Regions from separate parts of the Mus musculus genome. Here region 2 is linked to region 1. The links are chromatin contacts, found by POLR2A ChIA-PET in ENCODE. All regions are on one chromosome and are shown on one strand. The core of a region is the stretch at or near the end of the contact, and the rest is flanking DNA. Distances in the headings are between cores, read along the strand shown. Region 1 overlaps Tgfbr3 (transforming growth factor, beta receptor III). Region 2 overlaps Tgfbr3 (transforming growth factor, beta receptor III).

Region 1 (5,274 bases), core at 643-3,142:
TAATACATTTGGTTTGGGACATATCCAGCCCTTGCCTCAAGTGCTCAGATCATAGGGCACTGTGCTTATGGAACAAACTTGAATTTCATGTAATTTTCACCTCATGCAATATTCTTCTTCTTTTGCTTTCTTTAAATAAATCATTTCAAATTGCAATTTCCCATCCCAGGCCACAGTGTCGGCACCCTGGTTTAAGCCCATCTCACTGTGGAGAGCAACAAGCCCTGTGTAACAGCAGTTACTAAGTAACAGTAGTTACTAAGGCAGGACTTCCCCAGCTGAGGGCAAGGACTTGCACTCCTCTGTAGCCTGGAGGCAAGAGTCAGAAATTGTGGCTCAGCCCTTGGCCCTGATGCTTCCCAGCTGTGATCTTGGGCAGGTCACAGGATATCAGAGTCTCAGACCACACTCATTTGTAAAGTAGTAATTGCAAATTCTTTCTCTGCCTGCCTCAACAGGGTTTAGCATCATATAAAACCTCTCGGATCTGTGGCCTTCTACGACTGCGAAGCTACAGAATTATTGACGCACCTAAACTTTTTGTCATCTTATTTCTTGTTTCCACCATTTTCCAAAAGGGTGTCAGCATTTTAAGCACCTGTCACCAGGCACCTCTAGAAGTCCAAGTCCCAGCTTCTCCTGAAGGCTGGACAAAAAGAAACGCTGGGAACCTCCACACTGCCTGGCACTCTAGCGTGTTAGGATGCAGCCCATGTAACAGGAAAGGGGGATGAGCAATGTGGAGAGACCAGGGCCAGCACAGCAGGAATTAGTTTATAAGTGTAATTGAATGAGCCTGTGCAAACCTTAAAGAAGGAGGAGCCACCAGCGTCAGGACCTGGGAAAGGAGAGGAGATACTATGTTTCATTGGAAGCAGACCGCACTTGTTTTTCTATGTATACAAAGGAGAGTCCCTGGGGGTCTCGGGAGTTCACTGTGAGGGGACCCAGTAGGAGAAAACATTTGGAATATGCTGAGAAGAGAATGAATCTGGTAACACCAATAGCGAAGCCAAACCTAACCGTGTGGTTAAGTAGAGAAGTTACAACAGCAGTAGATGGTGGTGGTGGTTGTTTTTATGAGACAGGGTCTCACTATGTGGTACTGGCTGTCCTGAAACCCTGGTCTCTATGTAGACCAGGCTTAGCCTCGAACACACCTGCCTCTACCTCCTGAGTGCTAGGATTAAAGACACCTGCCGCTATGCCCAGCTGAAAGCTGTAAATTATTAAGAGAATGTTTAAAAGCGGGAACAGTGTTGTGACTGTATTGGAGATGCACGGTTTTTGTCGGTATTGAACCCTTGTATAGATAATGAGATGAATACATGCGCGCAGTCAGACTCAGAGCCCTTAGATTCGGGTGCCTTTGGCTTTCCTTCTCTGTAATCTCTCATTAGCAAACTACAGTGCCTAACTTTTCTGAGATGGACTTTTGATATGTAAAGAGGAATACTGGTAGCGGTTTCACAAAGTATTTATTAAGATGGGGCTGGAGAGATGGCGCAGCAGTTAAGAGAGCTGGGTGCCCTTCTAGAGAACCAGAGGTTAGCACCCAGCACCCAAGTCAGGTGGCCCACAACTTATAATTCTAGCTCCAGGGAATCCAATACTAGCCTCCAGTAGCACCCCCATAGGATTACACACACACACACAAACAAATAGAAAAACGTCTGCTCTGCTGAGCCCGATGATCCCTTACGTCAGTGGAATGCATTGTGACTTATGCTTTTGTTTCAGAAAATGTTCCAAACATGAAGGAGTCCAGTCCGGTTCCTCCTCCTCCACGTAAGTCTTTATGCAACTATTTCCAGGCAAAGCCTCTGGCCTTTTCTAAGAATGTGCTGGTTCGGGAAGAAGTCGTGCCAAGCTGAGCTGATAAGGAGTACTGGGCAGTCCTGCCCACTTCCTCTTCCTTTCCTCTCATGCGTTCCTTTTCCCTTCCCCTGTCCTTCCTTCACCCCCCTCCCTTCCTATTCCTGCGGTCTCTACCTTCGCTGCATGAAAACCTTAATTTGCTGACCCACTGACACATGTAGCCAGAGTGGGAAGGCTACAGCCTCACTTTACCAAGTTAATTATTTGTGGGTTTTTTGTTTTTTCCCTGTCATCCAATCTGGAGTGTTTGCTTCAAATTCTGCCTGTGGTGGTTACCTGCTGAGAGGAACTCAGCACCACACATTCAAGACTATTTTTAGGTCAAGGGATGGAGAGAGCTAGGGAGAGTAAGAGCATACCGGTGTTCAGCACCATTGGTACAGGGCAATGAGTTGGGAGTCATGTAGGTGGTTATCATTTTGTATATTATTGAAGTGAGTTTCCATGGTTATCATTGGCACAGAAGCAGGACTCCACCTTGGCGTCTTGCCATCCACCCAGAGTTCTAGATGATATGTCCCTGTGAGGATAGTCTGTATTGTTTTCTTCCTGGAGACTCCCAGGACTTGTTCCCATTGCTGACCGCAAGACATACATAGTATTCTTTTCTTTAACTTTCTTTTTTTTTTCTTTTCTTTATTTTTTTAATTTTTATTTTTTGGTTTGTTGTTTTTTTGTTTTTTTTTCGAGACAGGGTTTCTCTGTGTGGCCCTGGCTATCCTGGAACTCACTCTGTAGACCAGGCTGGCCTCAAACTCAGAGATTCGCCCATCTCTGTCTCAAGAGTGCTTTATACAAATCACTCTTTATAGTACTTTTATAGAAAGCCCTTTTTATGTTCTTCTAAGTGACTTATTTCCAGGAGATTATGGAATAATGGAGAACCACAAACTCAGTAACAGACCCACTGGGCTTATTTTCATAAGTGACATCTCTGTCTTTGGAATTTCAGGATGTTTTTACTAAAAGACTTAGGAGCACGCTATCTTTGCATTTGTAGGCATAACCCTAACCCTGATGGTTCAGCACCTCTTTGTATCTGTCCCATGGACTAGATTAAGCTTCGTGGCCTGAAGGGTTGACCTGCCATTGTAACTTCCACCAGGCTCTTCCTGGTTTCTCGTTCTGTGTTCCTTCCCAGGACTGCCTCTCTGTCAGACTGACTCATCTTGTGTCACCTCCTGCCTCTGGTGGGTGGAGACACCCTCCTTATTCCAGAATGTAAATGAACACACCAGCAGGCATGCAGCTGGAAGAGCTTGGGTCCTTCGGGACGCCTTCCATAGGGCAATACTAAACAAAAGCCTTCGAATGGCTTTGGGTACTCAGGGGCCACCTTTGCCTATGGCTGAATCTTTTGTGTTGGTATGAGTTCAAAAGCGCAGAGGTTTCATTTCTAGAGCTTTCAGTTAGGGTTGCTTCTGAATGGAGTAAAAGAAGAAATTGTGACACGGAGAAAACTTGTACCTTCAATTTAAAAAAATTACACACACACTAACGTGTCTGTGTGTGTATGTGTGTGTATATATTAAGACAGACTTTTATCTTACCAAACACTTCTTTACAAACTAGTCCTAACTCAAAGATACTTAGTCTTGAATGAAAGAAAATATCCAATTTCTGAGAGCTGAAGTCAATTTCAAACAAACAAAAAAAAAAAACCAACTTTGCCAAGTAGAGGAACAATTAGTTCTTTTACATGTTTTGCTGACTGTAAAACTGACGTGGCACCCACGAGAAGTAATTTTCTTCACAGAAAGAGCAGAGTTGGAAAGGCGTCAAAGAGCAGGTTGTTTAGAGCGAGGCTGCTCATGAGGATTAAGGCTGGGGCTTACTGTGAACTCTGAGGTGTGTTCTAATGCACAAGAATAATTCATTCTGTTCTGTTCTCTTCCCCTCTCATCTTTCTGACTCTATAAGTGTTCTCAAAAACACTTCAGAGTCCGCTAAGGCTACGGTGAGCCTCATTGCTTACAACCACCCAAGGAAGAAGCAACAAGGCTGATTTTGATAGTGGGAAGTTTACTTTTTTTTAAAAGATGGGGTCTCACTGTGTAGCTTCGGTTGGCCTGGAGCTCACTGTATAGACGGGGCTGGTCGTGAACTCATCTTGATCTGCCTGCTCTGTATCCCGAGTGCCGGGACTAAGGCCGTGCACTCCTGGTTCTTTACCGTCTAAAGTATTGTAACTTGTGACTTTTCACGTTACCGAGGTTCTCAGACCACAGATTTAAAGTATCACGGCATTTATAAATCTTATTTTTTAAAATGACATTTTGGGGGGCTGGGGAGGTGGCTCAGTGATTAAGAGCACTTGTTGCTCTTGCAGATGACCCCAGTTGGGTCCCGAGCACCCTCACGGTGGCCCGTACCCATGCAGAACCCCAGTTCTAAGATAGGAGATTCAAGGGGCACACCCATGGTCCGTGGAGATTCAAGGGGCACACCCATGGTCCACTTAAGTGTATGCAGGCAAAAGAATCATACAAACAAAGTAAATTAAATAAGCTGGAAATTTTTTATTTAAAAAATCACTTTGCTCAGAATAAATTGCAAACAGAATATGTAAAAGCCCAATCAATCCATCTTTTCCTTTGTCAGCAGATTTGCCAGTAACAAAATATAGAGTTTACTGTAATTATTATCTCTGATCTTACTGTGACCGTGCTTGGGAAGTGAGAATGAAGCTGAAGTGTGAAACAGACAGCTTGACATCATGTATGTATCTCTTCCCCTCTTCTAGAGATTTTCCACGGCCTGGACACGCTCACCGTGATGGGCATTGCGTTTGCAGCATTTGTGATCGGAGCACTCCTGACGGGGGCCTTGTGGTATATCTACTCCCACACAGGTTAGTGACTACTCACTGGAAACTAGGGTGCATCTGGGCCACACAGGGCACCCGCCACACAATAGACACCAGAGTTTTTGTTGGACAGGTGATATAATAAGCAAAAGGAAGAGAATATCCATTTTCACTATTCTTATATTTATGTATTTTGTGTTTTAGGTCACGTAAAAATGTAACTTGGTCTAAGTGATGCCTAGAGAAAAAAAAATGTTTACCCTGCTTTTGTTAGTTGCAGTTACAGTGCTGGTGATATTCAGCTTCTAAGACAGTCTAATCTTGTCATAGAACCTAAAGGAGTCTGGGTAGCATGACGAACTGGAACTAGAAACCTTCGCTCCAAAATGAAAGGCCGTGGAATAAGCTGCTGTGATGAAGGAGACCAGTTGCTCATGACCACAGCTGCCAGGGCATTGGATAATGCCCGCCCTTGTCCTGTCCTCAGTCAGGGACTCCAAACCACGACCTCCTGGCCTTTAACTCATGACATCTTTCATAAACAAAATTCTCCCATTTTACAAAGTTTATATTTCAAAATATATTTTTAT
Region 2 (5,468 bases), core at 80-2,579, 150 kb before region 1:
CACACCACACACACAGAGGAACATACACACATGTACACACACAAATATATATAATATATTATATATAGAGACACATATACAACGATACACACAGACAAACACATACACACCACACACACACAGATGGATAAATATACACACACAAATATACATAGACACACACATATACATATACCAGATACACACACACACACACACACACCACACACACAAATTGACAGATGCTCACACACCACACACGGACAGAGACATACCACACACACACACACACACACACACACACACACACACACACGGAGGGACATACACACATCACACACACAAATATACACACACACACACACACAGATACACAGAGACAGACACACACCACACAGACGGACACACAAACACACACAGATAGACACAAACACGCACACACACACACATTCCTTCCTTAGTCTAGGCTTTTCTAAGTAGCTCCTTTGGAGCGTGGGTCTAGATTCGTGGTGCTGTCAAGGATTTGGTTGAGCAGGCTTTCCTCAGCTAATCCCTGTATTTACCCAAATGCTTTGCTGGTTCTCAGGAATGTGCAGCAGCCAGCTCTGATTAATGGTCTCAGAAGTAAACACAGCATGCTCCGAAATCAACAGACTTAGCAAGCGGCACATTCTTCTTTGTTTTTAACCTGTGAGTGCCCCCCCCCCCCTGTTTTCTTCTGCTAATTTGTGGTGCTAAAGGCTCCCATCCCCAGCAGTGGAGCACACTGCTGTGAAGCTTTGGGTGGCGAGCAAAGAGATCACTCTGCAGTCGCCTCCAGATTGTTCCAGGGTCTCAGTGGTTCTACTTACGCACTCACACAGCTCATGAGCCCAAAGAGATTTCATGATGTCAAGGCGGGTCAGCAGCTAAGTGACTATGACAGAACCTCACCTGAAAGAGGAGTTGGTGTTTTCTGGTTTTATTTCAGAGGTACACAATTATGGAGGCCTGGCTCCACCCAGCATTCAGCTGAGGGGCTGGATTCCTGAGTCATGCCACAGCTCTGGTCTGTAGTCTTGGCTGGACATCAGCCAGGTGGGACCCCTGGGATTCCCTTCCTGTCCTCCCAGGCCCTAGAACTCTGTCAGCACACTGGGGAGATTAGACAAAAAAAAAAAAAAAAAAACCCTCGCAGTTTGCTTTCTTTTCGAACACGTTCTCATAAAGAGGGGCTTCAGCTCAAAGAAGCTCCTTCTTTGTTCACCACAGCTGTGTGGAGTCTCAACTTGTCCTGCACTTCCTCGGAGATGTCTCGAGATCCGGAGTGAACTTGCTGTGGTTGCCTTTGGGCATCAAACTGTTTAGCTTGGCTCGATTATATAATAATTATATAATTGCCCAATATTCTTGTCAGCAATTTGCAGGCCGTATTTTTAATAGGGCCATTTGCCTTTCTTTCCATGGTTCCTTCAGGACTGGTGTAAGCTCCTGGATTATTGCAGCGCAGCCCCACAGGCCCTGCACAGATGTGAGCAGAGGTGACGCGCGCCCTGGGCTGCCTGTGGTTATTTGCTCCATAAAAATCCTCCTGTAAACCATCTTCTCAGTGCTCCTTATGGGTCTTTGCTTTAGTAAGATTTCTGTTGGTGTTCGTTGAAATGGTATATTCTTTCAGGGAGATTTCTCTTTATTAACCCGTTTAGGAAATCTAATTTTTGAAGAAAAAAACCTGGAAACAAACTCTCCAGCTTATTAACCCATTTAGGAAATCTAATTTTTGAAGAGGAAAAACGGGAGACAAACTCTCAGTGTTGTTGTCGAGTTCTTAAGCAAACAGACATTTCCATTTATCTGATGGTGAGAGAAAGGCGAGGCTTCCAGGGGTTAGCTGAAGTAAATTTCGTGGCTTTCAAATAAGTTTTCTAACTTGTCAGCATTGCTGGTAACTTTGTTCTCCCTTGACCTTGACTTCTTTCTCCCTGTGGCAATACACAAAACTTGTTGGGCAGGAGCTAAGAATTACATGAATGACCGACCACACTCCGATCTTTTCAGTTATCAGCAAGAAGACCTCAAAGAGAATGGGGTAGTGATCAAAATAGCTGATATTTTTTGATTGATAGCGTATTATATGTGTGGCACCTTATAAACCTGGGTGCGCGCTCTCTCTCTCTCTCTCTCTCTGTGCCTCTCTCTGTCTCTGTCTCTCTTTCTCCCTCTGCATCTCTGTCTCTCTCTCTCACACATACATATATATATTTCAACTGTCTCAAACAAAGCAACAACCTCCCCTCCCCCGATACACATATCAGTCACAAATCTCAGCTAGATGACGGCCACACCTTTAATTCCAGAACTCAGGGGTCAGAGGCAGGTGGATCTCTGTGAGTTTGTGGCCAGCCTGTTCTACAGAGTGAGTACAGACCTACCAGGACTACAGTGAGACCTTGCCTCAAACAAACCACACTCACACACAGACCCAGACACACACAGATCCAGACACACAGAGACCCACTACACACACACACACACACACACACACACGTAAAGCAACAGCAATACAACCTTGACAGAGCTCTAGACAGGAACCAGAAATGGTTAGAAAGAGGCTTCTGGATCACATGGCCCAGGACTGAGTTTTTCTGCAATGTGGCAGAGAGGCAGCAAAGCCCTTTCTCCTTTTTAATATTGGTGAAGAGGTGAAGAGTTGAAATATGAGTTTTGTTCTTTCTGTTCTTTTTTTGTTTTTTGTTGTTTTTTGTTTGTTTGTTTGTTTTTTGTTTTTTTCTCTCTGCAGATTGACTCTCAGTGCAATTGAAGTTGATCTTAGTGGTAACCTCGCCATGGTGAGGCTCAGTCTCTAAGAACTATTTCTGCTTGCTGGCTCTTGGAACTGCATGTCCAGTGTCCCTGACTGTGTACATTGTTACTGCTGATATGACAGGTGTCTGCCTGGCGTGTCTGTCACGGTCCTAAAAACTCCACACAGAACCAAAGATCTACTTGAGTGTGTTGGTACATTCCTGTGATGCTAGCCATTCAGGGAGGTTGAAACAGGAGGGACTTGAACCCAAGAATGTTGGGCTAGCCTGGGAAACATAGTGAGACCCTGCCTCATGTTTAGTATGTGAAGTATAAGCATGTCACTTTTAAAACTACTCTCTGTAAGAGTCTTTGTTAACAGTCACTGTCCACCCCAATTTGCCTGAGGGCTGCCCCGGTCTTTTTCAGGACAAATTGTTTCTCTTCGATACTTTTCAGAAATTCTCCATTTAACTTTTTACATATGACATGTGTGTTCACTAGCGAAATTTCAACACTGTTTTCTTACTGAAATTTGTTTATTTTTCTAGGCAAGTTGAACATTGCAGAGAAGGATCTTAAGGCTACACCCGACTTGCCACACTTGCCATCCAGCTGAAGAACCAAAGGCTGTTGGAGAGATGGCAGTGACATCCCACCACATGGTCCCTGTGTTTGTCCTGATGAGCGCCTGCCTGGCCACCGCAGGTAATGCACCTTCTCAATTGGGAGGCTCTTAACCTTCTCTTGAATTCCTATTTCCTTCTCCCCTCAGTCTCTTTGGCTAAAAATATTTAGTCCATATTATCTTATGTAAAATGTGAATATTTATGTTATTTAGGTAAATAAAATATTTGACTATCATACTGATACATAATATGTTTTCCTGTGTTGTAGTTTACTAAGCTGGGGCTAGACATTCTAATGTCATGACACGGGACCCAGCTAACCTCTGTTGAGGTAGGCAGATAACAAAGAGCCCCATTTGAATTTTGTTACAGGCATAGTTAAGAGCAAAATAAGAATTGTAAGGGTCTTTTTATTCTCTTAAAAGAATGTTTTTATAAAATAAATAGATCTTTTGATATAGAGGTAACATCCTTATCGTGAGATTTGGGGAAGGGAGGCGTCTAGTTTCAGCTGCTTCGGACATATTAATAAGCATTCTTTAAGACCCAGAGAGAGGGTCTGAGAAGTAGGCTGTCAGTGCCAGCTTCAGCACTGAAGGAGAGAGAGAGAGCGAGAGAGAGAGAGAGAGAGAGAGAGAGAGTGAGAGAGAGAGATCGCTCGCGAGAGAGAGAGAGAGAGAGAGAGAGAGAGAGAGCGCGCTTATGTTTCCCAGAGGCTGTCAGAATGTAAGGGCAACGCTTTGGGGGAGTGTTAGGGGTATCATCATTTAACACATTTGGAAGGTTAATTCGCTCTATTTTATCATTGTGTGCACTTGTTCTGTAATGAGCTATATAAAAGCAATTCATTGTATCAGTTCTGGAAACGGGCAGTTCTCAACAAGGACAGCACCGACCTAAACGTGTACTCCAGCCAGCCTTTGGTATATATCGTATATAAACTCGAACAAAATAGTTCCATAAGCTCTGGTAATCAAAGCTCTGAGAGAAGTGTGCCATTTAGTAGGAGATAAAATGAGATATGGAGATACATAGTTCATTTACACGAAGTTGTGTAGCGGGTCCAGATTTTTACGTTTTGCATTTTGTGTGGTGGGTGGAAGATAACATCTGACCACGGAGGCTTCCGGAGGCAGACAGGGACTGTGCAGACAGACTGTGGGAAGGCCAGTTGGTAGAAAGATGTGTGAGACTGGAGATCAGAATGCTACCCCCAACCACTGTAGACATTTTGAAAGAAAGTTCTTAATGTTTTTTATTGATTCTTTTTTTCTTTCCTTCTTTCTGTTGTTGTTTTAAATGCCAGTATGTGAACTTGAACTGCCCGCTCTGTCTGTGTGGCTCTCTGTCAGCAGTTTCACTTTGTGTCACTGTTGAAGAATTGTTTGCCTTTCAGGGTATGCAATAAAATGGATCTTTTCTTTCTCTTTCTTTTCTTTATTTTTATTTTTTTGAGATAGGGTCCCTCTATGTTGCCTAGGCTATCCTGGAACACACAGAGACCCACCTACCTCTGCCTTCTGAGTAGAAGGATTCAAGATCTATGCCAGCGTGCTCAGCAAAAATGAGTCTTACTGTTAAAATGGATCAAGCGGTGGGCGAGAGGAGGCACACTTGCTGTGATAAGGTGTCGAACTGTGCCTGGGGTCTTGACACAGGGGTTCTGCTCTTACTGATGTCACGTCACGGAGAGCGGCTCCATGGGAAAGCTGTGAGCATGACGGCTTGTGTAGCCTTGATAGTTTTGACAGTGAATCACTCTTGCCAAACACCCTCCTTTCTCTTTCAGAACATAAGAGGGGGATGGGGGAGAAAGAAAAAGAAGAAATATATACACTTAGTCTCATATATATCCAAAGTTTTGCAAAAGTAGAAAATACAATAGAGCCACGGATTTTGTAGACTCACAGGGCACCTGGTAGGAAAGCAGAGGGGCGGGTGCCTCTTCTGTTTTTATGGGTTGTGAGTGTGTGTGTGTGTGTGTGTGTGTGTGTGCATGAGCATGCATGTATGAGCATGTATGTGTGTATGTAGGCCAGAGGACAATCCAGGTGTCTCTTTTCAGGCTCGGTGCCC

The links. ChIA-PET counts read pairs that join two places held with the same protein, here RNA polymerase II (POLR2A).
Region 2: POLR2A ChIA-PET joins it to region 1 with 15 read pairs in Patski. The contact joins two enhancer-like sites. POLR2A ChIA-PET finds 5 or more read pairs at or near these places in 2 of 5 experiments (Patski and embryonic stem cell).

Annotation. Positions count from the first base shown.
Region 1 is chr5:107,117,874-107,123,147 of GRCm38, reverse strand. Tgfbr3 (transforming growth factor, beta receptor III) reads left to right here. Exons shown (of 17, transcript NM_011578.4): 15 at 1,741-1,788; 16 at 4,622-4,729. Among named protein-coding and RNA genes, the nearest start is that of Gm42146, 26 kb to the right of the region's middle. Within about 2 kb of position 1,892, at least 1 of the 3 ENCODE cell types and tissues checked has a DNase peak (open chromatin) inside an H3K27ac peak, as active enhancers do.
Region 2 is chr5:107,264,197-107,269,664 of GRCm38, reverse strand. It overlaps Tgfbr3 (transforming growth factor, beta receptor III), which reads left to right. Exons shown (of 17, transcript NM_011578.4): 2 at 3,315-3,471. The coding sequence starts at 3,405. Among named protein-coding and RNA genes, the nearest start is that of Tgfbr3, 23 kb to the left of the region's middle. Within about 2 kb of position 1,329, at least 1 of the 3 ENCODE cell types and tissues checked has a DNase peak (open chromatin) inside an H3K27ac peak, as active enhancers do.